5 separate regions of the Homo sapiens genome follow, and regions 1, 2, 3 and 5 are each linked to region 4. A link is an interaction called in ENCODE POLR2A ChIA-PET data of the cell type or tissue named here. Cell type or tissue: OCI-LY7. All regions are shown on one strand. Region 1 overlaps ZCCHC7 (zinc finger CCHC-type containing 7). Region 2 overlaps FBXO10 (F-box protein 10). Region 3 overlaps ZCCHC7 (zinc finger CCHC-type containing 7). Region 4 overlaps LOC124902153 (a long non-coding RNA gene). Region 5 overlaps PAX5 (paired box 5).

What was found. ChIA-PET counts read pairs that join two places held together with the same protein. Peaks named below come from ENCODE experiments on the same cell type or tissue, not always from the same donor. Only the 100,000 strongest peaks of a DNase experiment are listed, where the experiment ranks them.
Region 1: POLR2A ChIA-PET joins it to region 4 with 12 read pairs; 2 of 35 experiments call an interaction of 5 or more read pairs at or near these places.
Region 2: POLR2A ChIA-PET joins it to region 4 with 10 read pairs; 4 of 35 experiments call an interaction of 5 or more read pairs at or near these places.
Region 3: POLR2A ChIA-PET joins it to region 4 with 11 read pairs; 4 of 35 experiments call an interaction of 5 or more read pairs at or near these places.
Region 5: POLR2A ChIA-PET joins it to region 4 with 10 read pairs; 3 of 35 experiments call an interaction of 5 or more read pairs at or near these places.

The regions. Positions count from the first base shown.
Region 1 is chr9:37,246,362-37,251,361 of GRCh38, forward strand. All of the region lies in intron 2 of ZCCHC7 (zinc finger CCHC-type containing 7), which reads left to right. Among named protein-coding and RNA genes, the nearest start is that of ZCCHC7, 130 kb to the left of the region's middle. RefSeq lists enhancers at 4,849-5,000, 4,855-5,000. In OCI-LY7, no CTCF peak of the experiment used is centred here; no DNase peak of the experiment used is centred here.
Region 2 is chr9:37,568,952-37,573,951 of GRCh38, forward strand. All of the region lies in intron 1 of FBXO10 (F-box protein 10), which reads right to left. Among named protein-coding and RNA genes, the nearest start is that of FBXO10, 4.9 kb to the right of the region's middle. In OCI-LY7, no CTCF peak of the experiment used is centred here; no DNase peak of the experiment used is centred here.
Region 3 is chr9:37,188,989-37,193,988 of GRCh38, forward strand. All of the region lies in intron 2 of ZCCHC7 (zinc finger CCHC-type containing 7), which reads left to right. Among named protein-coding and RNA genes, the nearest start is that of ZCCHC7, 71 kb to the left of the region's middle. RefSeq lists an enhancer at 832-1,051. In OCI-LY7, CTCF peaks have their summits at 2,891 and 3,097; DNase peaks (open chromatin) are centred at 483, 813, 1,057 and 2,893; H3K4me3 peaks cover 2,607 bases; H3K27ac peaks cover 5,000 bases.
Region 4 is chr9:37,372,858-37,377,857 of GRCh38, forward strand. The region is part of intron 1 of LOC124902153 (a long non-coding RNA gene); the gene reads left to right. Among named protein-coding and RNA genes, the nearest start is that of LINC01627, 19 kb to the right of the region's middle. RefSeq lists enhancers at 2,095-2,204, 3,831-4,130. In OCI-LY7, a CTCF peak has its summit at 2,176; DNase peaks (open chromatin) are centred at 1,006 and 2,224; H3K4me3 peaks cover 1,130 bases; H3K27ac peaks cover 4,856 bases.
Region 5 is chr9:37,009,395-37,014,394 of GRCh38, forward strand. The region is part of intron 3 of PAX5 (paired box 5); the gene reads right to left. Among named protein-coding and RNA genes, the nearest start is that of PAX5, 22 kb to the right of the region's middle. RefSeq lists an enhancer at 2,182-2,251. In OCI-LY7, no CTCF peak of the experiment used is centred here; DNase peaks (open chromatin) are centred at 1,353, 1,809 and 2,337; H3K4me3 peaks cover 1,631 bases; H3K27ac peaks cover 3,102 bases.

The DNA of each region.
Region 1 (5,000 bases), 130 kb before region 4:
TTAACTGAACCCACAGGAGTCCACAAGGGTCTTCAGGGCTCTCCATCTTTAGCATCAGCGTATGATAATGATTTTGTTACCTAATTCATTATGTTTCAAATGTGAATGCATTGTGAAATATTTAATGTACTATACCAGTATAGGATATTATAAACTATAATGAAGAGTGCATTTACTAAACACATTGCTATAAAACTGGTGTAGTAAACTCTGGGCCAGTGTGGACCATCATTTGGGGCAGGAAAAAGAATCATGTATTTTTTCCCCTTTTCTAAATTGACATATTAAAAGTTGTACGTATTTAACATGTACAACATGATGTTTTGAAATATGTGCAGTTGGCTCTCGGTATCTACAGATTCAACTAACCATGGGTGGAAAATATATTTGCAAGTCAACTTTTTGTATCGATGGGTTCTACAGGACTGATTGCAGGAGCATCCATAGATTTTGGTAGCTGAGGCATCTTGGAACCTTGGAACCTCTGGATACTGTGGGACGACTGTATATATTGTGAAATGGCTAAATTGAGATGATTACCATATGTATTACCTCACATACCTGTTTTTTGTGATGAGAACACTTAAAACCTACTCTCTTAGCAATTTTTAAGAATACAGTGTATCGTTAACTGTACTCACCATGTTGTACAACAGATATCTTTAACTTATTCTTCCTATCTAACTGAAATTTTGTTATCTTTGACAGATACCTCCCCAACCCCCTCTCCACCAAACTCCTGGTAACCACCATTTTATTCTCTACTTCTGTGAGTTCAAATTTTTTAGATAACGTATATAAGTGGACATAAATGTACTTTGTGGATTTTTATATTCTGTCACTTAGCCTTTCACACCTCACTTCACAGCTTTGTGAAGGAGAGGTAGGTATTTTTATTGCTGTTTCCAGTTTAAAAATGTAGTGATATCAAGTAACTTTCCTGAAGTCTCTTGTTGCTCACTGTTGAGTGACAAAATAAAACTTTGAAGAGGGACCTGGGTAGAGAGAGAAATGAGCAAAAAACCATTTCAATGAGAGATCAGTGACCTTACTGCATTTAAGTGTTCTTAGACAGGAATTACACCATTTTTCAAATGTATTGTTTATTTAAAACTTGAATACCCCATCTGTAACTCTGTTCTAGGTGATGTGGTATCAGTACCAGAATGTTGTACTGTTTCTGAAAATTATTTTCAGTATAGCAGTTAAGGACATTAAGGCTTCAAAGCCATTGGTCCAGTTTTGATAAGAAATGAAGTTGGAAGTTGGGTGTAGTGGCTCACACCTTTAATTTCAGCACTTTGGGAAGGGCCAAGGTAGGAGAATTGCATTAGCCCAGGAGTTTGAAACCAGCCTGGGCAACACAGGGAGACCCCATCTCTAGAAAAATAAAAAATAAAAACAATTAGCTGGGCATGGTGGCATGTGCCTATAGTCCCAACTAAGTAGTTCTCTGCTAAGCCCGGGAAGTCAAGGCTGCAGTGAGCCATGATTGCACCACTGTGTTCTAGCCTGGAAGACAAAGTGAGACCCTGTCTCAAAAAAAGTAAAAGTAAAAATAATAATAATAATAATAATAAAGCTGGAAATCAAGGATATATTTTCATCATCTCTTCACTTGACACCAAGACAAGTCACAAACCTGAAGAGTATTGCCTATTTATTCCTATTTATTAGAAAACAAAAAAAAAGTTGTTTTTCAACTCTTTTATCTAGGTATGAATGTGTTAAAAATTATTTTTAGTGTTTTATATATAAGCCAGCATAAATGATAGTAGAATACATTTGTATAATGCTTTAATATTTACATACTTTGACATATTTTCTCATACAACCCTTACAGTTCTCAGAGGAGGTAGTCAGAACAGGTATTAACCTAATTTTATTTTTGAACAAACAGGTTCAGAAGGTAAAGTCAGTTTGTTTCAGAGCTAGAACTTTTCCTATTATACCACCCTGCTTCTAGATGTGCAATCTGTTTAAGAATTAAAGTAATTTAAAATGGTAAATTAAAATGATGTTATTGCAGTTATTTTAATTTCCTGCCTGGAGCGTTTCAGTAGTAGTGGTTCCTGTATTATCTGGGAAGTTAAACCAAATGTTCTTTTATACTCTTTTAGACTCTACAACTTCAGTTAATCCAGATTTCCTACCCAATAACATTGTTTGGGAGCCAGGGATCTCTGGTTGCCCAACCCTTCTAAGTACTTAGAAGCTCTTAGAAAGAATGTTCAGTGAAAGGCAGTGAAAAGGCCTGTTTTGGATACCTACTGCCTATAGCTGAAACCTGTTAGGTGCCTTCATGTGAATCCCTGAAGACACCATGATGAAATTGATAAGCATGTCATAATTCAAGTAAAAACTTATTATGAGTGCTAGATGATAGCCATATACTGAATACTTTCCTGATTTTACTGCTTTTGCCATTGCTCATCTATCTGTAGCTGGAATGCTTTGTCTCATATCAGACTGCCAGAACTAAATTCCACCAGCCTTCAAAGCCAGCCCAACTGATAACTATTTTTGTAAAGCTTTCCCTACTTACTCTAACAAGTAATGATGTAAAATTCTTAGAACAATCTGTCATAGTCTCAATGCAGATGTCACATGTAACTTTGTTATTAATATTTTAGTTACTTGTGGATATCTCATATCTTCTTTGGTTTCTTTGTTATAGAACATTGTCTTCCCATAAACTTGAATATTGTCCCTTTCCCTTAGAAAAGGGAAATGTGGGAGAGGTGGGGAGATGGTTACATCAACCCAATTTTTGCTTCTTAAAATGGGCTTTTGTTGATGTGAGTCTATGGTCCCATTTATTGTTGTGACAATATCTTGGTAGTGGGAATTACTGGGTATGTTGGAGAACCTCAGAAGGGAGAATGGTCATGTTCTCCAGTGCCGTATCTGAATATCTGAATCCTGCTCTGGAACACAGTTCTTATTCTCAACACTTGATCCTATTCTCTTTATCAAACATAGTTTTTACCTCGTTCTCTGTAAGAGCCAATTCCCAGCCCCATAAAGCCAGGAAATCCAGCAATAAAGAATTGTTCCCAGCAGCATGTTTTGTACTTATATTTTCTTCTTCTTCCTTTTTTTTTTTTTTTTTTTTATTTGTTGTTGTTTAGACAGCGTCTTGCCCTGTCGCCACGCTGGAGTCCACTGCAACCTCCGCATCCTGGGTTCAAGCAATTCTCCTGCCTCAGCCTCCCAAGTAGCTGGGACTACGGGTGCGTGCCACCACACCCAGCTAATTTTTGTATCTTTAGTAGAGATGGGGTTCACCATGTTGGCCAGGGTGGTCTCAATCTGTTGACCTCTTGATCTGCCCTCCTCGGCCTCCCAAAATGCTGGGATTACAGGCATGAGCCACCGCGCCCAGCCAGTACATAGATTTTCTAAAGTGTTCAACACTCTTATCAATTCAGATTCCACCATAATTTATATGATCAATCAAGCACTGCTTTGTTTCTCTGTAGGTCTCCTGGAATACAACATAGTCAGAGATGTGTAGAGTATGGTCCTTCTGGGTTTGCCAAATTTTGTGCTGAAGGAAAATGATGGCTCCACCGCTCTTCCTGCCTAACTCGTAGAAAGGCAGCATGGTATTGTGATAGAAACATGAGCTTTGAAGATAAGCAGTCAGATTCTGATTCCTGTTCTTCTAATAGTCCAGCCTTGTAAAGATCACTTATCCTCATAGTTAGCAAGACTTCCTCATTTAAAAAATTCTTTCCTCATAGGGTTGTTGTGAAGACTAAGTGAATTAAGTTCTGTGAAAAAATCTAGCACAGTGTTTAGCACATGAATAGTTTTCTCCATATATGTGGCCTCTCTCCTGGGATGATCACCTTGTCCCAGTTTGTCCAGGGTTTCCCTAGTTTTATCACAGAAAGTCTCATGTGTACTAGGAATCAATCTCTCTCTTTCTCTCTCTTTTTTTTTTTTTTTTTTGAGATGGAGTTTTTGCTCTGTTGTCCAGATTGGAGAGCAGTGGTGCAATCTCAGCGCACTGCAACCTCCGCCTCCTGGATTCAAGCAATTTTCCTGCCTCAGCCTCCCAAGTAGCTGGGATTACAGATGCCTGCCACCACACCCAGCTAATTTTTGTATTTTTAGTAGAGGCGAGGTTTCACCATGTTGTCCAGACTGATCTCGAACTCTTGACCTCAGGTGATCCGTCTGCCTCTGCCTCCTGAAGTACTAGGATTACAGGCGTGAGCCACCACGCCTGGCCTCTCTTCTCTCTCTCTCACTTGACTTTTCTAGGCTTATTGGCCATTCCTTGAATAAGGTACAGTCAAGTTTTACTTTAGACTTTTAAGTAGCTCAGAATAGAGTTCCTTAGCTTGTTGGTTTTTACTTATTTTTTTCATTAATGTTTCAAGGTATATTATGAGGTTGCATTATTTAATTGCTTTGTTGATTGAGCCAGGCAGATCTTTCATTTATTAGCTGGCCTGATATCAGGGCAGGAAAGCTTATGAGTTACTTTGTAAAGTGATGGTTTTATTAAAGGTGGTAATTTTGATCAGCTGACCTATTGGTGGGTTCTGATTACTTTACAGAAGTGGATGGTATTGACAAGCCTCCATCTACTTGGAAGTTTTAAAATGTGTTCTTTTTATTAAAAGGACTTCATCCTGTGAAACTAGTTTCTTCAAATTGAAGTTCTCTCAGTCTAGGCATGATGAGTTACAAAAATGATTGTTTGTAGTATTTTGGAATTGGTTTCCACCTTTATATAAACTCAAATGTCAATTTAATGTGTTCAGTAAGCCAAGCAACCTTTCTAATGAAACAAGTATAATTATGATTTATTTATATTTTTATTTCATTTCTCATTTTTTTCAGCAATCTTTCCTGTCCTCAACTATGTTTCCTTTTTAATTTAAAAAAATCAAGTAGAAAACAAATATCTGGCTTTTTTGTCAATGTCATGGTCTTATGTCAAGATCTTGAAAGGTATCTCTCCAAATTATTGTTCTGCTATAGTT
Region 2 (5,000 bases), 200 kb after region 4:
AAATGGAGAACTGTCAGGACAAACAGATTGAGAGCATAAAATAAGGCAGACCTAAACAAAAATACATCAGTGGTGCTATTAATGAAAATGGACTAAATGTTCTAATTAAAAGACAGAGAAAGTCAGGGTTTTCCCTGACTTTAAAACTTCCTTATAAGTTTTCCCAGGGTTTAAAAAACCAAAACCCAATTATATGCTATTCATAAGAGACTTACCTAAAACACAGTTACAGAAAAGATGCAACTAATGGAAAAAAAATACCTTGTGTAGATTTTTAAAAAGATTACACTATCAGGTAAAGTATAAGGCAAAAAAAAAAATTATTAGAAACAAAAAAGGCAGCTTCATAATGATAAAAAGTGAATTAAGAATTAAGAATTAAGAAGATAAAACAACTTTATATTTGTATATGCACCTGATAATACGGCCTTACAGATATAAAGCAAAAAAAAAAAAAAAAATTAAAAGATGAAGTAGACAAATTCATAATTATACTTGGATATTTAAACACATCCCTCTATAATTCATAGGAAAAAAAAAAACACCCAGTAAGGATAAAGAAGATTTGAACACCATTAACAAACTTGATCTAATGGCATTTCATTGGACATTGAATCCAATAACTGTAGAATACATTTTACTTTCAAACACACATGGAACATTTATAAAAACTGACCATAAACAGAGCTCTAACAGAAGTATCAAGAAATTTCAAAGGATTAAAATTATACAGCTTCGAGCACAGTGGCTCACACCTGTAGTCCTTCCAGCTACCTGGGGAGACTGAAGCAGGAGGATTGCTTGAGCCAGGAGTTCAAGGCTGCAGTTAGCTATGATCACACCACTGTACTCCAATGTGGGAGACAGTGAGACTGTCTCAAAAACAAACAAACCAACCAACCAAAAACAGAACAAGCTCACTGACCACAGTCATAATTAGTCATAAATAAAGGATAATTAGAAAATGTTAGTATGTTTGGATATTACAAAACACATTTCTCGAATATAATATCTATTGGTTAAAGAAAAAGAATTACAATGGAAATTAGAATATTTTTAGAAATAAACAACAAAGAAGGCTGGGCGCAGTGGCTCATGCCTGTATCCCAGCATTTTGGGAGGCCAAGGCAGGTGGAACACCTGAGGTAAGGAGTTCGAGACCCGCCTGAGCAACATGGTAAAACCCTGTCTCTACTAAAATACAAAAACATTAGCTGGGCATGGTGGCGCATGCATGCAATCCCAGCTACTTGGGAGGCTGAGGAGGCAGGATAATCCCTTGAACCCGGGAGGTGGAGGTTGCAGTGAGCCGAGATTGTGCCATTGCACTCCAGCCTGGGCAACAAGAGTGAAAGTCTGTCTCGGAAAAAAAAAAGAAAAGAAATAAACAACAGAGATACCACATATCAAAACTTGTGAACTCCTGCTGAAACAGAATTTGGAAAAAAATGTATAACCTTAAATAGAGAGAATCAAAAAGATAAAAATTAATGAAACTAAACATCAATTTCAAGAAGTCAGAAAAAGAACAAAATAAATCCAAGGAAAATAGAAGAGAAAAATAAAGAACAGAGCAGAACTTATGAAACAGAAAACAAATTTATTATGAAGACTATCACTGATGATAAGAGCAGGTTCTCTGAAAAGAACCTCTACTAAAACCAAAGAAGAAGGAAAAAAAAGCATTAAAATGAAATCAGAATGAAAGAGGGGATATCTCTATAGATGCTGTACACCAAATGATAAGAAAATATTATAAACGGCCAGGTGCGGTGGCTCACGCCTGTAATCCCAGCACTTTGGGAGGCTGAGGCAGGTGAATCACGAGGTCAAGAGATGGAGACCATCCAGACCAACGTGGTGAAACTCCGTCTCTACTAAAAATACAAAAAATTAGCTGGGCGTGGTGGCACGTGCCTGTAGTCCCAGCTACTCAGGAGGCTGAGGCAGGAGAATCGCTTGAAACCGGAAGGCGGAGGTTGCAGTGAGCTGAGATTGCGCCACTGCAGTCCAGCCTGGCGACAGGGCAAGACTCCGTCTCAAAAAAAAAAAAAAAAATTATAAACAACTTTATATAAGTAAATATGAAGGGATAAACTCCTAGGAAAATATTACTTAGTTAAGAAATTATAAAAACAAAATCACCCTAGAACCATTAAAGACATTGAGTCTGTGGTCAAAAATAAGATTGCAAAGAAAACACACCTGCGAGCCCAGGTGGCTTCATCACCAAGTTCTATCATACATTCAAGGGACAAAGAAGGGGAAACTAAAATGGATGGTGGAAGAGGATGATATGGGTATTTGTTAGATTTCTGGACCAACTGCAGCAGCAAGGGTTGTAATTTGTCTCACTAATCTTCCTCTTATAAGTTTTCCCAGGATTTGTGACTAACCAGAATCCTGGAGAAGCTGTACCTGGATACAGTGAACTTAATATAAGAAGCAAGCCTATCTGTATGGTACAAGAAGTGGACTGTGGAGAATACTACTGGTTCCATCCAGATCATCTTTACTGGTTAGCACACCTGTCACTGAGATGTGGTGTCAGCTGAGAACAACTCACAGATGTCCCTTTCTCCAGAAAACTGCAACTGCCCCCTCACCAGGCTGTGCCTCTCCTCCCCCAATCCAGCTTTCCTCATACTCCTCTTCCTGAGGGCTTCTCCCACAGTCTCACTTGAACAAGAATCTCTATTTTATGCCCTGCTTCTACAGAATGGGATCGAAGATATCACCATTTAAGAGGGTGAAAAGAGAGCCATATATATATATATATATATATATATATATATATTTCCTTATTGAAAAATCAATTTAAAAAATTTAAAAATGGCAAGAGACATGAATAGACAGTTCACAAAAGAGGCAATCCAATTAACCAACAAAAAACTGCTCAAGGGCTGGGCATGGTAGCTCACACCTGTAATCCCAGCACTTGGGGAGGCTGACATGGGAGAATAGTTTGAGTCCAGGAGTTTGAGACCAGCCTGGAAAATATGGCAAGACCTGGTCTCTACAAAAAAAAATAAAATAATTATCTGGCTGTCCCAGCTGCTCAGGGGGCTGAGGTGGGAGAGATCTCTTGAGCCTAGGAGGTTGAGGCTACAGTAAGCCATGATCACGCCACTGCAATCCAGCCTGGGTGACAAAGCAAGACCCTGTTTCCAAAAAAAAGAAAAAAGAAAAAAGTGCTCAACCTCAAGAGTAACCAAGGAGAGCAAGTTAAAACCACAAGAAATATCAAGACACACACATGAAAATAGTTAAAATATTAAAACCAATAAAAGCAACTATTTGCCAGGATATGAAGCAACTGGAACTCTCATATACTCCTGGTAGGAAAGTAAACTGTTCGACACTATCTAGTAAAGCAATTGTACTCTAACATATATAACCTAAAGAAACTTGTTCAAATACATCAGAAAATATCTAAGGATGTACTTGGCAGTCAGAAACTATAAGCAACTCAAGTATCCATCAACCACAGGATGAATACATCTATTGTGACACAGCCATACCATGAAACACTGTTGGCAACGAAAATAAGTGAGGCCGCCACGTGGATGCATCTCACAAACAAGTTGAGCAAAAGAAGCAAAACACAAAATGCAAAAGTATGATTCTATATGTATGAAATTAAAAAACTTAAAACTATATTGTTTAGGGATATATACATAGGTGATATAATTACAAAGAAAAGCAAAAAAATGATTATCACAAGATGATTTCTTCTAGGGGAGGAAATTATGATTTGGAAGCAGGTACTGAGTATTGGCAATGTTCCAGTTCTTGACATGTTGGTGATTACGTGTGTATTTCCTTTAGAGTTATTTGCTAAACTATATATTGTGTTTTTTACCATGCATATTTGCTGTATTTCATATTCAAAAAGTTTAAAACAAATAAATGAAATAAATATACTGATTATTGTTTCTTAGAAAAATTGAGAAAACTAAAATCCTTTATTTTTAAATTAAAACCTTGCCTGCAAAATCCCTAACAGGGTACATGCCAAGTAAATTTTCCAGAATGCCTAAATCTGTGTGGCTCAGGGTGACCTGACGACCCCTCTTTACATATGGAAAAGTAAGGTGAGTAGGCACCCAAAGTCCTGGGGTAGCTATCTTGTTGAAGGCTGTCATTCCTGAGAATCATCGGTAGGCAGAACCCTGGAGAGTATGTGGAACCAATTTGCCAAAGGGATTTGGGTTAAGGTTAAGAAGAGAAGGGACTGAGCCCACAAACTCTGATAAGAAGTTTGAAAACAGAGACATCTCTTGGGTGGTCTAGATGACCATGACCAAGGTTGCTAGCAGGAAGGGCCCCAAATGCCCTAAAAGAGAACTCTCCAGGACACCAGGGGAACCCAGCCTGGTGAAAAGCTCAACAAAAGCCCAGAGTGAGGTGCTTTGGGGAGAATGGCTGAGCACGCAAGCATAAATGAAACAAGCTCTAACCTTGGAAAACCAAGCATGGAATCATGCTGGCAGAGATTTGGTCCAATAAGGGCATTGAGCAGCAGTGATCACACATCCGTGGACTGTGTAGGACAGCTCTTCAACAGTTATGCCATATAGCTGTGTCAGGAATGACAATGTGTGTGGACTGCTCAGACAATGCAGTTCTCTCTCCTCTGGAGAGTGACAGTAAGACTGACCCCATTGGAATGTATAAGCCCCCAGAGAGGCTGGAGAAGGAGACACTGGAATTCTCACTAATAAGGACATTAGAGAGGACTTGGGAGTCTACTTAGAAAAAAATAAGGAAAGACAAGAGTGAATGTAAACCCAACTTGTGAAATGAGACACACATGTTAAACATCTAAACTGAAATAGACAAAATCTTAATCAAATGTCTCTTTGTGTACATTCCTTTATGTATACAGTATCAAACATTTTAGACGAGTGGGAAACTAATAATCACTAAACTAAAAGAGGGTAATGAGAGAAATTAGCAGACATTTCAAACAAAACCCATGACAGGTAACTCAAGAATAG
Region 3 (5,000 bases), 180 kb before region 4:
TTCTTCATTTTTTTCCCATCTCTCAGATTTAATATTTTCTATAAATCTGTCAGCTATCTAGCCTGTCTAATGAGATTTTCATTTTGGTTATTATATTTTTCAGTTTCTAAATTTTGCATTTGATTTTTCTTTATATCTTCTATTTTTTGAGGTGGCTTTCCATCTTTGTTCATCCAAGAGTGTTTGCCCTTGTTGGAACATTTTTATAATAGTGGCTTTAAAGTCTTGGTCAGATAAATCCATCATCTGCATTATTTCAGTGTTGGCATCTGTTGTTTTTTTCTCATTGAGGTTTTCCTGATTCTTCATTTGTCAAATTATTTTGGGCTGTATCCTGGACAATTTAAGTGTCATATTTTGAGACCTTTTGTCTTGGTTTAATGCTGTGATGAATGTTGAATTCTTTTCCCCCGCTGAGACTGAGTTTTGCACTTGTTGCCCAGGCTGGAGTGCAACAGCGTGGTCTCGGCTCACTGCAACCTCTGCTTCCTGGGCTCAAGCGATTCTCCTGCGTCAGTCTCCCAAGTAGCTAGGATTACAGGTGCACACTACCACACCCAGCTAATTTTTTCTATTTTTAGTAGAGACGCGGTTTCACCATGTTGACCAGGCTGGTCTCGAACTCCTGACCTCAGGTGATCTGCCTGCCTTGGCCTCCCAAAGTGCTGGGATTACAGGCATGAGCCACCACGCCCAGCTGATTTTTTTTTTTAATAGGCAATTTGGTTGGGTTCATTCAGGTTGAAAGTTCTAAACAGCCTTCTGTAGGCTGTAGTTCCAATGCCAGTTTCCTTTACAAAACCTTTGCAGTCTTACTCAGAACTGTCCAGTGTGTGTGCCAAACATTGGACTGTCTGGGAACTGAGTAGTTGTCTACTCCATAGTTTAGCTCTCAGAGTCTGTGGTATGTTATTTTAGGATCAACCTTATGCAGGCATAGTTTGGAAGGGTGAGCACAAACTTCATGGGGCCACTTTCCTATGCTTCTCCTTCTTCATAATCTCTCTGGTACTTTTTGGTTGCCTAATCCTCCCCTCTTTATACTTCCAGCTACAGAGCTGGAGCTTGCTTTAGTTACTCTCTTCTGCTGCACATTTCTTGCAGCTGTGCCCATACTGGGGCCAAGTAGCAAGAAGACAGAGAAAAAAATAAGCAAAAAGAATTCTTGCTACCCTCTTGATGATGAAGGTTTGTTCCCTCAGAGTTTTAGACTTCTGCAGACCCCACTGCTGCTGCTGTCACTGCTTCCACCACCATCTTGTTTGCTCAGGGGCTGGGTATGGAGGATGTTGAAAAGAATAAAAAAAATGCCTAGGGAATTTTCTTCATTCTATCTAAGTATTAGGAGATTCTGTTCCTGCTCCTCAAGCTAGAACTAGAGGCTTCTCCTGGAGTTCTCTTTGTCTATCCCTGAGTGCCTGCTTCCAGATTTCAGCTGCTTTGAGTCTAGGGCAGGAGATACTAAAGGGGGAAAAATACTAAATCATCTGTTTGATATTAATATGAATTCTTATTTTATTCCCCAGTCTGCCTTAACTAGCTGCTTTATGCATCATCCAGGTTTTCTGGATTCAGTGGAAAAGACAAGGTAGTGTGTGCTTATTCCATCTTACTTGGAATTGGAACTCCTGGTATATTTGGAAATCAACAAAAATGTTAAAACGTAAGAAACAATTGTAACTCTAATGTATGGGTTTCCCCATATTCTTTGTTTTATGCTTCATGTTGTTTAAGAATACATGCATTAGGCTGGGCACGGTGGCTCACGCCTGTAAATCCCAGCACTTTGGGAGGCTGAGGCGGGTGGATCACCTGAAGTCAGGAGTTCGAGACCAGCCTGACCAACATGGAAAAACCCTGTCTCTACTAAAAAAAAATACCAAATTAGCTGGGCGTGGTGGTGCTTGCCTGTAATCCCAGCTACTTGGGTGGCTGAGGTGGGAGAATTGCTTGAACCCGGGAGGCGGAGGTTGCGGTGAGCCGAGATCGCGCCATTGCACTCCAGCCTGGGCATCAAGAGCAAAACTCCGTCTCAAAAAAAAAAAAAAAGAATACATGCATTAGAACCCACACAAGGAAACTGTCCCGTTTCAGGGTACACCTTTTATGGGTGCAACTAAATGTGCAAATTTAGTAAAACATTTTGGGCACTTGAAGCTATTGCAACTTTTGCTGCCTCAGAGAAGCAGGATAATTAAATTTTTGCCTATGGAAAAAGTAATTTTACCTTAGTTTTATGTCTTTTCTAATTTGTCATAAGATTCTAGGCCAAAGATCTAATAACCATTTTCTAGGAAGTTTCTTTTTGTTTGTTGTACTTATTTGAAGTGCATTAGGTTTCTCTTCTTTTTAATCACCAGTATATTGTTTTGAAAGTATATTGAACATTTTTTGTCATATTTTTTCTCCTTTCTCTTTTATATTTCTTACCTTTTTGTACTTTTTGTTTTTTACACTGTATTTCTTTATTTTAGATTCTTCACCCCTACTCTCCATGTCCCCTACTCCCACCCCACTAAAATGGTGGATAGGATTTATGTAGGGGTGCTGCTCTGAGAGTTTGAACTCTGATTGAGAGACTAATCCCCACCCCCGAAGGCTGTCTGCATCAGCTGTCCCCCTGGCTAATTAGAATTCCAAAGGGCATTAATAACCATTTAAATTAATCCGATTATACCTGCAGTTGCTAAAGGTAAGGTTCAGGCTGTTTAACCCTCTGTTAATGAACGCAAACATGAATCAAAACTGGGTAGGAATTTTACAGTTTATTTTCATTTCTGCCCAAAGGAAGAAAACCATTTCACCTGCTCTTTGTAGCAGTCTAGTTTACAACAATGCAAGGAAGCCTTGCCATTAATTCAGCCTTCATTAAAAGACCAAAGCTAAATTGCTCCATCTTGTGAAAATGCATTTGCATTGTTTGTGAAAGTCCTTTGGGGGCAGAGCTGTAGAAAACCGCCTAACAGCAAATAATCCTTTAGTTAAATGCAAAAGTGTTATAAAGAGCTAAAAATTCTCTTTCTAGCAACTAATGTTGCAATGATAATTTGACAGTAGTGGTCTCCCAAGGGGCATTAAACAGGTGGAAAAAGAGCTACCATTTCAGAACTTTAGTTAAAAAGGAGTGGAAATTGAATGACCAGTATTAAGAGTCAGAAGAAAGTCTATAGGGTTATGTAGTCCAGTTTCTCTCATATAGGAATTTTTTCTCCAACATAGTGGACATGGTTACCTAGTTTCTTTGTAAACATCTCAGTAACAGCAAGTGTTAATAAGGCAGCCCATCTCATAATCAGATAACTTGTTATTGTCAGAGAATCCTGATCTGAAATTAGTAACTATTATTTTTCTTTCATTTTACCCTTTGAGCCATATTGAATTATTTCAGTATAGCTCATTGCCCTCATTCCTATTCCCTGACCTCTCCATATTTTCTTCTTTAGATCAGGTGTGTATTACAGGAGATTTTTGAAATGTAGAAATATATGGAAGAATAAAATGTTCAGTAAACATGATTGTAAGACAGCACTTTTCATACATGGTTGAAGTTGAAAAATTTTAAAGCAAGAAAAGGACCAGAAGAAATATCTTTCCATGTAATTGGCTATTTCTTGAAGAGTTATTCTTTTTGCTGTTAATGTGTGTGTCACCTATGGAAAAGTCTAGATTCAATAACTAAGTCAGAAAAATTGGTTTGAGAAAAAGACATCTACTGGAATCTGTACGGCAGTCCTTCAACAAAGATATCTATTAGTCGATAGATGTCATCCCCAACACCTGTCTACAATGACTCATGTCTTTTCCTGATTACCACTTATAGATTTTTCCCTTTTTAAAAAAACTTTACACAAAATGTAAACTTCATACATTGGGATTATTCTTTAGTCTGGATCTTTTCTTTGAATGAAATAAGCTTTGGGATGCTTATTTAGATGTTCAATGGAACAGTGTGGAGAACAGTAATTGTGTTTGGGCTAAAGAATTAATCCATTTAGTCATGGGAAGCACTACTTAGCTTTCCATAGCAGCTGAATTGTGGTGCAACTTTGGGGCTATTTTAGGATTTTAACCTCAAATAGAAATGAAAGTTTATTTGTATTGATGAACATATGCTTTTGAATAATGAGCCATTGACTTGATTTCAATGAAAGTGAAATTGTTTTTCAATTCAGTTATTTTATGTTTGAACATGAATTGAAAGCTACATCTTTGTATTGCTGAAATTTAAAAAAAATCAATAACTTTAACATTTTAACAGAAAGTGTTTTAATAAGCAATTATTAGGGTGGCTTCAGAAGGGTATTGTAGCTTTAAAAATTTCTGACGGTTATTAGTACACTTTTGTACTGTGTAAATCAGACATTGGAATAAAATTACTTTTATTAACTAAAATTCTCCTACAATAGGAAATTTTACTGCATTTTGACATCTAGCAGGCCAAAGAAAGATGTTCAGAAAGTCTTATTTCTGTCTCAGACCAATAATTATCCCATATTTTGTATAAAACATTCTTTAAAATTGTTAGTTTAGATGATCACACAAAAGTAACTTTTCCAAGGGATGTAAGTTGCCTGCCACTGTACTACAGTCTGGCAGGTTCTACAGCCTGGAGAAAAATCTAGTAGCCTTTTAAAAAAAAAAAATTGTGTTAATAATAGCCTGTTTATGTTGTTGGATTTTCTGCTGTTTCATGTACAATTTTATATGAGCTACCAATTAATGCAGTTTATATGCAGTTTCTATCCTCAGCAAGGAATGAGGTGGTAATCCTGCCCTGCTCTTACTACAAAAGCTGGGCACATATCTACCAAGGAAAAATTTGTCCGCCTTCAGGAATTTCTTTCTCCCTCTTTCCTAATCAGTGCAAATCCATCAGTCACCTGAAGTCTCATCTCCTCCATGAAGCTTGTCCTGTGTGACCCTTGTAACCTGATATCCTCATCTTTAAAATTATTATTTGAATGCCTCATCCCTTTCCCTCTTACAGCGTTTTCATTATG
Region 4 (5,000 bases):
TATAATCCCAGCACTTTGGAAGGCTGAGGTGGGAGGATTGTTTGAACCCCGGAGTTCAAGACCAGCCTGGGCAACATAGTGAAACCCCCGTCTCAGTTTTTTTAAATAAAAGAAAAAAAGGAATAAACACAATTCAGTGACAAATCTCTTGTTTTGGGCCCTACTCAGTGCCTGGCACTGTGCCAGACACTGCAAATACAGAGACAGTAGCTCCCCCAAGAAAGCACCACAGTGCCTAATAGCAAACACACACACATAAGCAAACACTAGGCTGGGCACAGTGGTTCACGTCTGTAATCCCAGCACTTTGAGAGGCCAAGGTGGGAGGATCACTTGAGCCCAGGAGTTGGAGATCAGCCAGGGCAACATAGACCCCATCTATTAAAAAACAAACAAAAAAGCACGCATGGTGGCCCATACCTGTAGTCCCAGCTACTCAAGAGGCTGAGGTAGGAGGACATCTTGAGCCTGGAAGGTCAGGGCTGCAGTGAGCCATACTCATGCCACTGCACTCTAGCCTGGGTGACAGAGCAAGACCTTGTCCCAAAAAACAAAACGAATAGTGACAAGTGAAGGATGTGACTGAGGCCATCCTAGAGGTAGAGAAACAGCCTTTCTGCTGTGATATGAAGGACAGTCAACTTTCCAGGTGAGCAAGATTGGGAAGGTCATCTCAAGCAGGAGGAGCAGCACGTGCAAGGACACAGGAGTGCCTCACCTATTCTTGAGCTTCATATAAATGGAATCATCCAGTGGGTACTCTTGTCTCTGACTTCCTTAGCTCAGTGAGTCTGTAAGATTCACCCATGGGGAGAATACTCTAAAGCTTTGTTTCAAACATTGAGAATTGGGGAGCTAACTTGGAGGAGCCCAAACTCAACACAATAGTTTCCTAATCACCCCACCACAGAAGCAGGGCTCTCATGAAAATTAGCTTTTATCCTCTTCTTGTAAAAGCTTCCACAGAACCTAAGCCTCAAGGAGCACAATGTATAGCAAGCTCCCCCACCGCCTGCACTGAGCAGCAAGAGTCTCACTCTAGTCCACAACTTAAGATGTTCTATTAAACCCAGGGTGGATTTTCTATGCCCAGTGGTTTTCCATTTTGTCTTTTAATTTTTACTTTAAGGACTTAATTTTAACAAAAGAGCCAAATTACCACCAAGCTTTGAAATGAACTTTAGAGGAGTTAAGAACAGGCTTTGGAATATGAAGCTTTAATGAATATTGGAAGACAGTAATTAAACAGCCACTGTGCCCTGTCTCATGCTTTACAAAAGGCAAGGAACAGAGAGATCAAAGACTGGAGGTGTTTGCTTCGGAACCACTGGAACCACCTGAGGAGATTTTTTTTTTTTTTTTTTGAGACGGAGTCTCTCTGTCGCCCAGGTTGGAGTGCAGTGGCATGATCTCAGCTCACTGCAAGCTCCGCCTCCTGGGTTCATGCCATTCTCCTGCCTCAGCCTCACAAGTAGCTGGGACTACAGGTGCCTGCCACCACTCCTGGCTAGTTTTTTGTATTTTTAGTGGAGACAGGGTTTCGCCACGTTAGCCAGGATGGTCTGGATCTCCTGACCTCGTGATCCACCCACCTCGGCTTCCCAAAGTGCTGGGATTACAGGCGTGAGCCACCGCGCCCGGCCCACCTGAGATTTAAAGTCTCCTGTGCCCAGCCTGCACCCCCAGACCAATGGCATCGGAATCTGTTGGATGGGGACACAGACACCACAATTATCTCTTAAGCACTCACGTGATTCCAATGTGCTTCCAAGGTTAAGAGTTTCTGGATTGATTGACAGTGAAGTGATGAGAAACTGATAAAGGAAAACGGGTGAAGCTGAAAGAGAGAGGTCTTCACACCAAAATACAGCTCAGCTTTGGAAGGAACCGAGAGGGCTACACCCAAGCCTGGTGACACCAAGGGACATTTCCAACCTCTGAGGAAGGAGTTCTGTTATGGGCTAAATTATGTTCCCCCAAAATTCATATGTTGAAGTACTAAATCCCAGTACCTCAGAATGTGACTGTATTTGAGGCTGGCCCTATAGAGGGGTGATTAAGTTAACGTGAGGTCACTATGGAGAGCCTCAGTCCAATCTGACAGGTGTTCTTAATACATAAGAAGAGGAGACCGGAACACACAAAGAGACCCAGGGGTGCACAGGGACCACATGAAGAGGCAGCCAGAGGGCAGCCACCTGCAAGCCAAGGAGGAGGCCTCAGCGGAAAGCAACCCTGCCGATGCTTTGGTCTTAGACATCTGTGGATGACGTCACTCAGTGTTAGTTTGGTGTAGCAGCCCTTGCAAACCAATGCAAGCTTCATTTCAGCACTTTGGTCTTATGTCTAAAGAGTCTTCTCACAAGGTTACTTCTTCAGCCACTTCTCGGACTCTTCCCTAACAACTAATGAGGATCCCCTTAAATACTGATCCACTAAGATGTTCACAGAATATTCCTGATAATTATGGATAGTGGAAATGTTTGACAATGAGAGAATGGAGAAGTAAATGATAGCAGTCAGTTCAATAGAGCATGAAGAAGCCATTAAGTTATCAAGATTTTTTTAGCCTCTTCCCTTGTCTTCTAACAAGGTCTTTTTTTTTGTTTTTTTGTTTGTTTTTTTTTGAGACAGTCTCACTCCCATCATCCAGGCTGGAGTGCAGTGGCACAATCTTGGCTCACTGCAACCTCTGTCTTCCTGTTCAAGTCATTCTCATGCCTCAGCTGGGATTACAGGCATGTGCCACCATGCCCAGCTAATTTTTTTTTTTTTTTTTAGTATAGACGGGGTTTCACCATTTGGCTAGGCTTTCACCATTTGGCCAGGCTGGTGTTGAACCCCTGACCTAAGGTGATCCACCCACCTCGGCCTCAAAAGTGCTGGGATTATAGGCATGAGCCGCCTTGCCCGGCCGACTTAAAAAAATCTCAATAGAAGGCCTGGCGCAGTGGCTCATGCCTGTAATCCCAGCACTTTGGGAGACTGAGGTGGACAGATCACCTGAGGTCAGGAGTTCGAGACCAGCCTGATCAACATGGTGAAACCCCGTCTCTATTAAAAACACAAAAATTAGCCGGGCGTGGTGGTGGGCACCTGTAATCCCAGCTACTCAGGAGGCTGAGGTGGGAGAATCACTTGAACCCAGGAGGTGGAGGTTGCAGTGAGCCAAGATCACACCACTGCACTCCAGCCTGGGCAATAGAATGAGAGTTCATCTCAAAAAAAAAAAAAAAAAAAAAAGATTTTTAAAGTTGCACTTTCAGCATGATCTCTCACCTACGCAAAAACGCATTGAAAATGCCCTTCAGTAAGCGGATGGGTAGGTAAGTTCTGAGGTATTCACAAAACAGAATCCCACACCACCTGCAACAACATGGAAGAATCTTACAAACATTGAGCTGCAGGGAAAAGAAGTCAGACACAAAAGATTCCATTTCCCTAAAATTCAAAACAGCCAAAACTAAATCTGTGCTGTTAGTAGTCAGGATAGCAGTTCCCTTGGGGAGACCAGAACGGGGTACAAGGGAACCTTCTGGGGTGCGGAAAACGTTCTGTGTCTTCATCTAGGAGATCAAGACCCTCGTCCTGAGACCTCCTAACCCCATACCAGGACACTTGAGTATGTGTCTACTTTCTTTGCCCCCAATGTCTAGGTTACCTATAGGTAGTCCTGCCTCTCCAACACATATGGGGACACCCACAGAGAGTCTTTAGCTTCACAGTTGGTGCCTTGACCTACCCATCTGCATCCTAAACCCATACAAGGATGTATAAATATAGAAAAATGTATTGAGTTGTAATTGTACTTTATGTAGGTTAATGTCAGTTTTTTTTAAGTGTTTTAAAAGGCAGTGTAAAAGAGCTGGAAGTTAGTATGTACACAGATGGCCATGGCATTCAGCTGGGGCTGGTACAGGGTCTGTGGGACTGGTTAGGGGTGGGGCAGGCGGCTCAGTTCTGACTTGGGTTGGAAGAGTGGAATCTGGGCAGGCTTCCCCTAAGGAAGTGGCTCTTAGATGAAAGCAGAATGAATGGGGGGAAAAGCATCTCAGACAGGCTTGTTCAAAGGCTCATAGGCAGGCCAGTGGAGGAGTCATCCAGGCTGAGAGCACTGGTCAGGGTCGGAACATGGTTGTGGTGGGAGAGGAGATGGATAGGACAGAGACAGGGACACCCAACTGCAGATGAAGTTGTCTGATTCCAGGAATGATCCCAGCATGGCTGACCAAGGGTGGTCTGTGCTGTCGATGATCTCAAAGCGGGGTCGGGTAGCCATGCCAGCTTGGGGCACAAGGGAGAAGATATGATGTACCACAGTCTAGATGATGTGGTTGAGGTCCCAAGTCACTGTACGTGAGAATATTGATGGGTAAACCAAGGCACAAGCTGGAGAGCTCAAGACTCTGTGGATGTGGGTGTGTGTGTGTGTGTGTGTGTGTGTGTGTGTGTGTAGGAGAGAAGGTAAAATACATAGGTAGGTAGACACAGTGTCCTGGGATAGAGTGAGGGGATATCAGGACAAGGTCATGAGTTGAGGCTTGGAACCTAGGGCAGCTTAGGGGTTCTTAGCTGATCTGGTTTCCCCTTGGGTTTTGTTTCGTTTTGTTTTGTGAGTGCGTGTGTTTAGAAATGGAGCCTTGAGGCCGGGTGCGGTGGCTCACACGTGTAATCCCAGCACTTTGGGAGGCTGAGGTGGGCAGATCACCTGAGGTCAGGAGTTCGAGACCAGCATACCCAACATGGCAAAACCCTGTCTCTACTAAAAATACAAAAAATTAACCGGGCATGGTGGCAGGTGCCTGTAATCCCAGCTGCTCGGGAGCCCGAGACAGAAGAATTGCTTGAACCCAGGAGGCGGAGGTTGCAGTGAGCTGAGATCACACCACTGCACTCCTGCCTGGGCGATAAGAGTGAAGCTCTGTCAAAAAAAAAAAAAAAGAAAAGAAAAGAAAGAAAAAGGGAGGAAAGGAAGAAATGGGGTCTTGCTACGTTGCCCA
Region 5 (5,000 bases), 360 kb before region 4:
AATGAATTACTTAAAACAGTGGTAGCTACATACTAGGTGCTCCTTAAATGTAAGATGTTATTTTCAGTGGTGTCTTTGTAAAGATTAATGACTAGCTTCCGTCTTAAAATATTCATATTTTTCACATTTGCTTTAAAAAGCACAAGGCGAGGGCGGTGGGGGAGTAAAGATGCTCAATGGGTGCAAAAAAATAGAAAGAATGAATAAGACCTAGTATTTGATAGCACAATGAGGATACTATAGTTAGTAATAATTTAACTGTACATTTAAAAATAACTAAAAGAGTGTAATTGGGTTGTTTGTAACACAAAGAATAAATGTTTGAGGGGATGCATACCCCATTTTTCATGGTGGGTTATTACTCATTGCATACCTGTACCAAAATATCTCATGTACTCATAAATATATATATATATGCCTACTATGCACCCATAAAAATTAAAAATAATAATAATAATAAAGCACAAGTGGCCCCCTTGGAAGCTGGGGAGGGGAAGGTAGCCACTCTCACACTGTTTTAAGAATGCATCAGGGTTGTCCTTTATAAAGGGGGATCTCAGAGTTATAGGCAAGCCTCTGAAGCTGCCCCCAGGGGTGAGAGATTTTGCTCATCTGCCTTTAGCAGTCACCAAGTAAAAACAAAGAGCATCAGCTTACACTGAGAAGAAACTGTAGTGGGAAGAACAAGACTGTAATTGAATCATAACAACTCTAAACAAATTTTAAATTTTAAATATGACAGGCTGTCAAGACTCATCCAATAAGAACACACTCAGGACCTTTTCTAAGCCAGGGACAGTTGGGCTGAGTTGGCAGTCACACCAAATTGCCCGTCCCTTACCTGCTGAGCGTGAGCAGGACCCTGGCTGCCGTACTGCAGAGCACACTAGACGTTCCAACAGAGAAAGGAGCTCAGCATCAAACTCTTCCTATGAATAAGGAAACTAAAACCCAAGATGCTCAAATGACTTGCCCAGAATTGCACAGCGAGTCAGCCCAGACTCCCAGCCCCCATGCCCCAGCACTTTACTTTAAGCCACATTCAAAGGAAGCGCGGTCCCTCTGCTAAATACTTCCTATGTGAGGCATAAAAGCTATTTGGATTTCAAACCCACTTAGAATTTGAGGTTTAAAACTCTGAGGGACTTTGTGGCATTTAAGGATCCCATGGAAACATCACTCTTCCTTCTTTGAAAGGCTAGGCTTCTCACCATCATCCCACGCCCCCCGCCCCACCACCAGTCCTCACAAAATTACAGTGAAAGAGAAAATCATGGTGCCTTGAAAAAGGAAACAGGAAGATAAGGCTGAAGAAACACCCACATCTATGGCACTGATCAAACTGCCATCAGTGCAGTAAGAAGCTTGGGCCATCAGCTATGCCGAGAATTCAAAACCCAGGGGTCCAACTGTGCCAAGCTGCAAGGGGCCCCACAGGTGGCACCCAGGCCTGTGACTGTTGTGGAGAAGAAAGAGGACACAGATAGAGGTCGATGTGAGTGGATCACTTGAGTCCAGGAGTTCGAGACCACCCTGGGCAACACGATGAAACCCTATCTCTACAAAAAATGCAAAAAATTAGCCAGGCATGGTGGTGGCACCTGTAGTCCTAGCTACTTGGGAAGCTGAGGTGGGAAGATCACCCGAGCCTGGGAGATCAAGGTTGCAGTGAACCATGATTGTGCCTCTGCACTCCAGCCTGGGTGACAGAGTGAGACCCTGTCTCAAAAAAACAAAAAAAAAAAAAAAAAAAGAAAGAGGAAATGGATAAACAATCTCAGAAGGCCTGCTACCAAAATTAGAATTAAGAGCAGAACTAACAAAACATCTTCCCCAGGGCCACCTCCAGCCCGGGACAAGTTTTGTTAGCCTGCACAGTATATTTGTTTTTATTTGACTTAGTTGCTAATATTTTTAAGTTGGGAGATTTTTCATAAATATCTGAATTCTAGCTTCTCTTGAAAAATCAGAACACCCAACAATACTGGCCTCACGTTCTCACATGACCCAACCAGTTGGTACTAAATAGAGCTGCCCCTCTAAGCTGGGAGTGCCACTTGTACTCCCCACCCCTTGGCCACGGTGCTGGAATAGAAGAAGGAAGACCCCATTCAACCCACCGTTTGGGTCAGCTTTGGGATGGCCACCTCCAATGGACACTCAGACTGGATCCAGCGATCCCTGCAGGTTGTGCAGCCTCCCAGCACGTTTGTCCATAAGAAGTCAAATGAACAAGGTGATCTGTGTCCCAGGAAATCCCCCACAAGCCTAACAGAACTAGTTCAGTGATGCTTAACCCCTTGTCAGTCATGGTTTCCTAGGCTGGTCCCCTGGAAGGTAACAGGAAGTCACATACTCCTAGGGGTGAACCGTGGAGATGCCCCTGTGGCTATAAGAATAGCCACAAATCCAGCCATCACTCCCTCCCCAGCTGTTTGAAATCAGAAAGGGTGAAAAGTTGCCTCCAAGGGAGGCAAGGGCTGGGAGAGATGTGGACCCTCTTACACAGTGTCATTTGCAAGGCAGGCATTTAGAAGCTGCATTCATCTGAATGCAGTGGGAGCTTTGCCTTCATCTGAAAAATAAAACTGTATGCTGGGATGGCTCTGGCTTTGGGGGTTTAGGGGTGAGGAAGGCAGCCGCATGAGATTGTCCTACACTTAGTGAGCTGTCACTGAAGAGAGCAGGAAGGAGCCAGAGAATACTCCCAAAAAGGAGCCCCCAGTGAAGAGCACTGGAGAAGGCTAAGGATGAGAGAGGGCAGGCAGCCAGGCAGCAGAACGGGCAGCCCGCGAGGATCTGAAATGCAGAAGAAAATACTTGTCCTCCCTCTTGTCTCTCATCTCACAGATCCTCAGTTCTGTCACTCGCAGAGTCCTACAGGGCAGTGGTGGAAAGAAACTAGCCCTCCTTTTACCGTTGGGAAACCTGGGTTCTACCCCCATGTCTATCTCCAAGTCACTGTTCCTCTGCACTCTCCATCTTGGCCTCTGTTGCTACAACTGCCACAGGATAGAGTCAAGCCTTAAGGACTATAGGAGACCACAGACATGAAAGCACCTTAGAGGCATGGCCTGCCTGGCCATGGCTTTGGACTGGACACTCAGGACGCCCCTGAGGCTAGCCATGGCCCTACAGACAGCAGTTAGAAATTCCCCACAGCACAGGTCCAGGCAGAAAACATCAGCGGGCCCGTGATCTCTCTTGACCACACATCCCATGCCCCTTCACAGTCTTTGCCACATCTGTAACCACTGCTCTATTTGCCTCATACATTTCTTTCACATCACTTCAATTTTGACTTAAATAAATTTATTTTATAAGGCAATTGTAGTTCCCTACTGTAAGTGGGTAGGTGGGAGTGTTGAGGGGGAGTTCACAAACTCACTGGTTTGGTGTGTTACTTACGTTTTTCTAACATACATTAAAATAAATGTATTAGAAAACAATGTGCACCCTTGCATCTTTGCATTATAGAGGATGTAAACCGATGCTCTGTAAATAAGTTATGCTCATCCTGCAAGGCATTTTTAATTGAAATTAGTTGCCTCTGTTAAAAAAATATATAGATTAAGCTAGGTGTGATGGCTCACACCTGTAATTCCAGCACTTTGGGAGGCTGAGGTAGGAGGATTGCTTGAGCCCAGGAGTTCGATACCAGCCTGGGCAACATAGGGAGACCCCCATCTCTACATAAAAAAAAAATTAATTTAAATATAGAGATTTCACATACAGAAATATCCATGCATACATCTACACAAGCCCCAGCTTCTGCCTTCTCTTGAAGAATGCAAAAAATCTGGCAAACACCAGACCCATGGTCCTGGCAGCATTCGGCTGGAGCTAAGAAGCACTGCCCCTTTAATCGGACTTGTGCTGCCTAGCTTGCCAGGGACCCAACCTCTCCCCATCGTCTTTTGCCTGGCCTGCTTCCCTCATTACCTTATCTGCCTGGCCCCATGTAAGGCATTAGATTTTGTGACCCCCATGGACTACCTAAGGTTATCTTGCGAACCCCCAATTATATGTGTACTCTACGTTGGGAAACCTGTGGGTCCCCAAAGCCTGACCAGGGGTTTGGCTGATGTTCCTCTGCAGAGCAGGCCAGCTGCCTGTCATGTTGTTTTGTGTCGTGGAAATCCCGCAAAGAGCCAGAAGTAAGGGGCTCATAAAACACAATGGAGCCTCTTATAATCCATAAAAAGAACAGGAGTTATCCCCTCCTCCCCAAAACCTACCATCATCATTGCTATCCCCTCAGCAATTTTGTCCAGGTGCATCAGGCTTCTAAGTGCATGTCAGAACCCCACCCTGGACAAAGAGCCCCTCTGGAACAGACCAAGAAACTGTGTGCCTGATTCTCCTCTATCTCCCCTGTACCATGCATGATGTCAGGGCCTCTGTCAAGGTTTGCCAAGAGAAGAAAAACAGGCTAACAATTTACAAAATAGCAGGACTCAAAATGTGAACACATGCACTCCCACAGCGATCTGTGCATTTGAATCATCACAGAAGGATCCACTATCAGGACAAGAGGCTCTCATTCTAGTCTGACCGACCACCTCATTCTGCCAGGAGTGAGGGTCTCCTACGCCCACACAAGCTCTGCACTGATGATGGTAGGGTGTGATTTGGAGAAATGGAAACTGTCCAAGTTTTCAGGCTGCTCCCTTCTCTTTTCTCTGCAGAGTTTAGAGAACCATCATTTCTGTTCATCTCTGAACTTCATCCCTGACTCTTTGGGTTTAAATGGAGTTGAAATTTCATCATCTACAACAGAAAACTTTCTTCCATACATTTATTTTTAAAGCTCTGAGAGCGCCCTTCCATGTGTCTTGGATCAGACTGGAAAGGAAAGGGAGCTGTGTGGCTGCCAGGAAGATCCTGTGCATGACTCCCAGGGTGTTTCTCTGGTTCTTTCTCTCCCTGTGTGAGATTCCATGTATGAGTTGGGGAGAGGGCAACTCCTTTGCTCCAGAGCATCTTAGCCTCCTGGACAA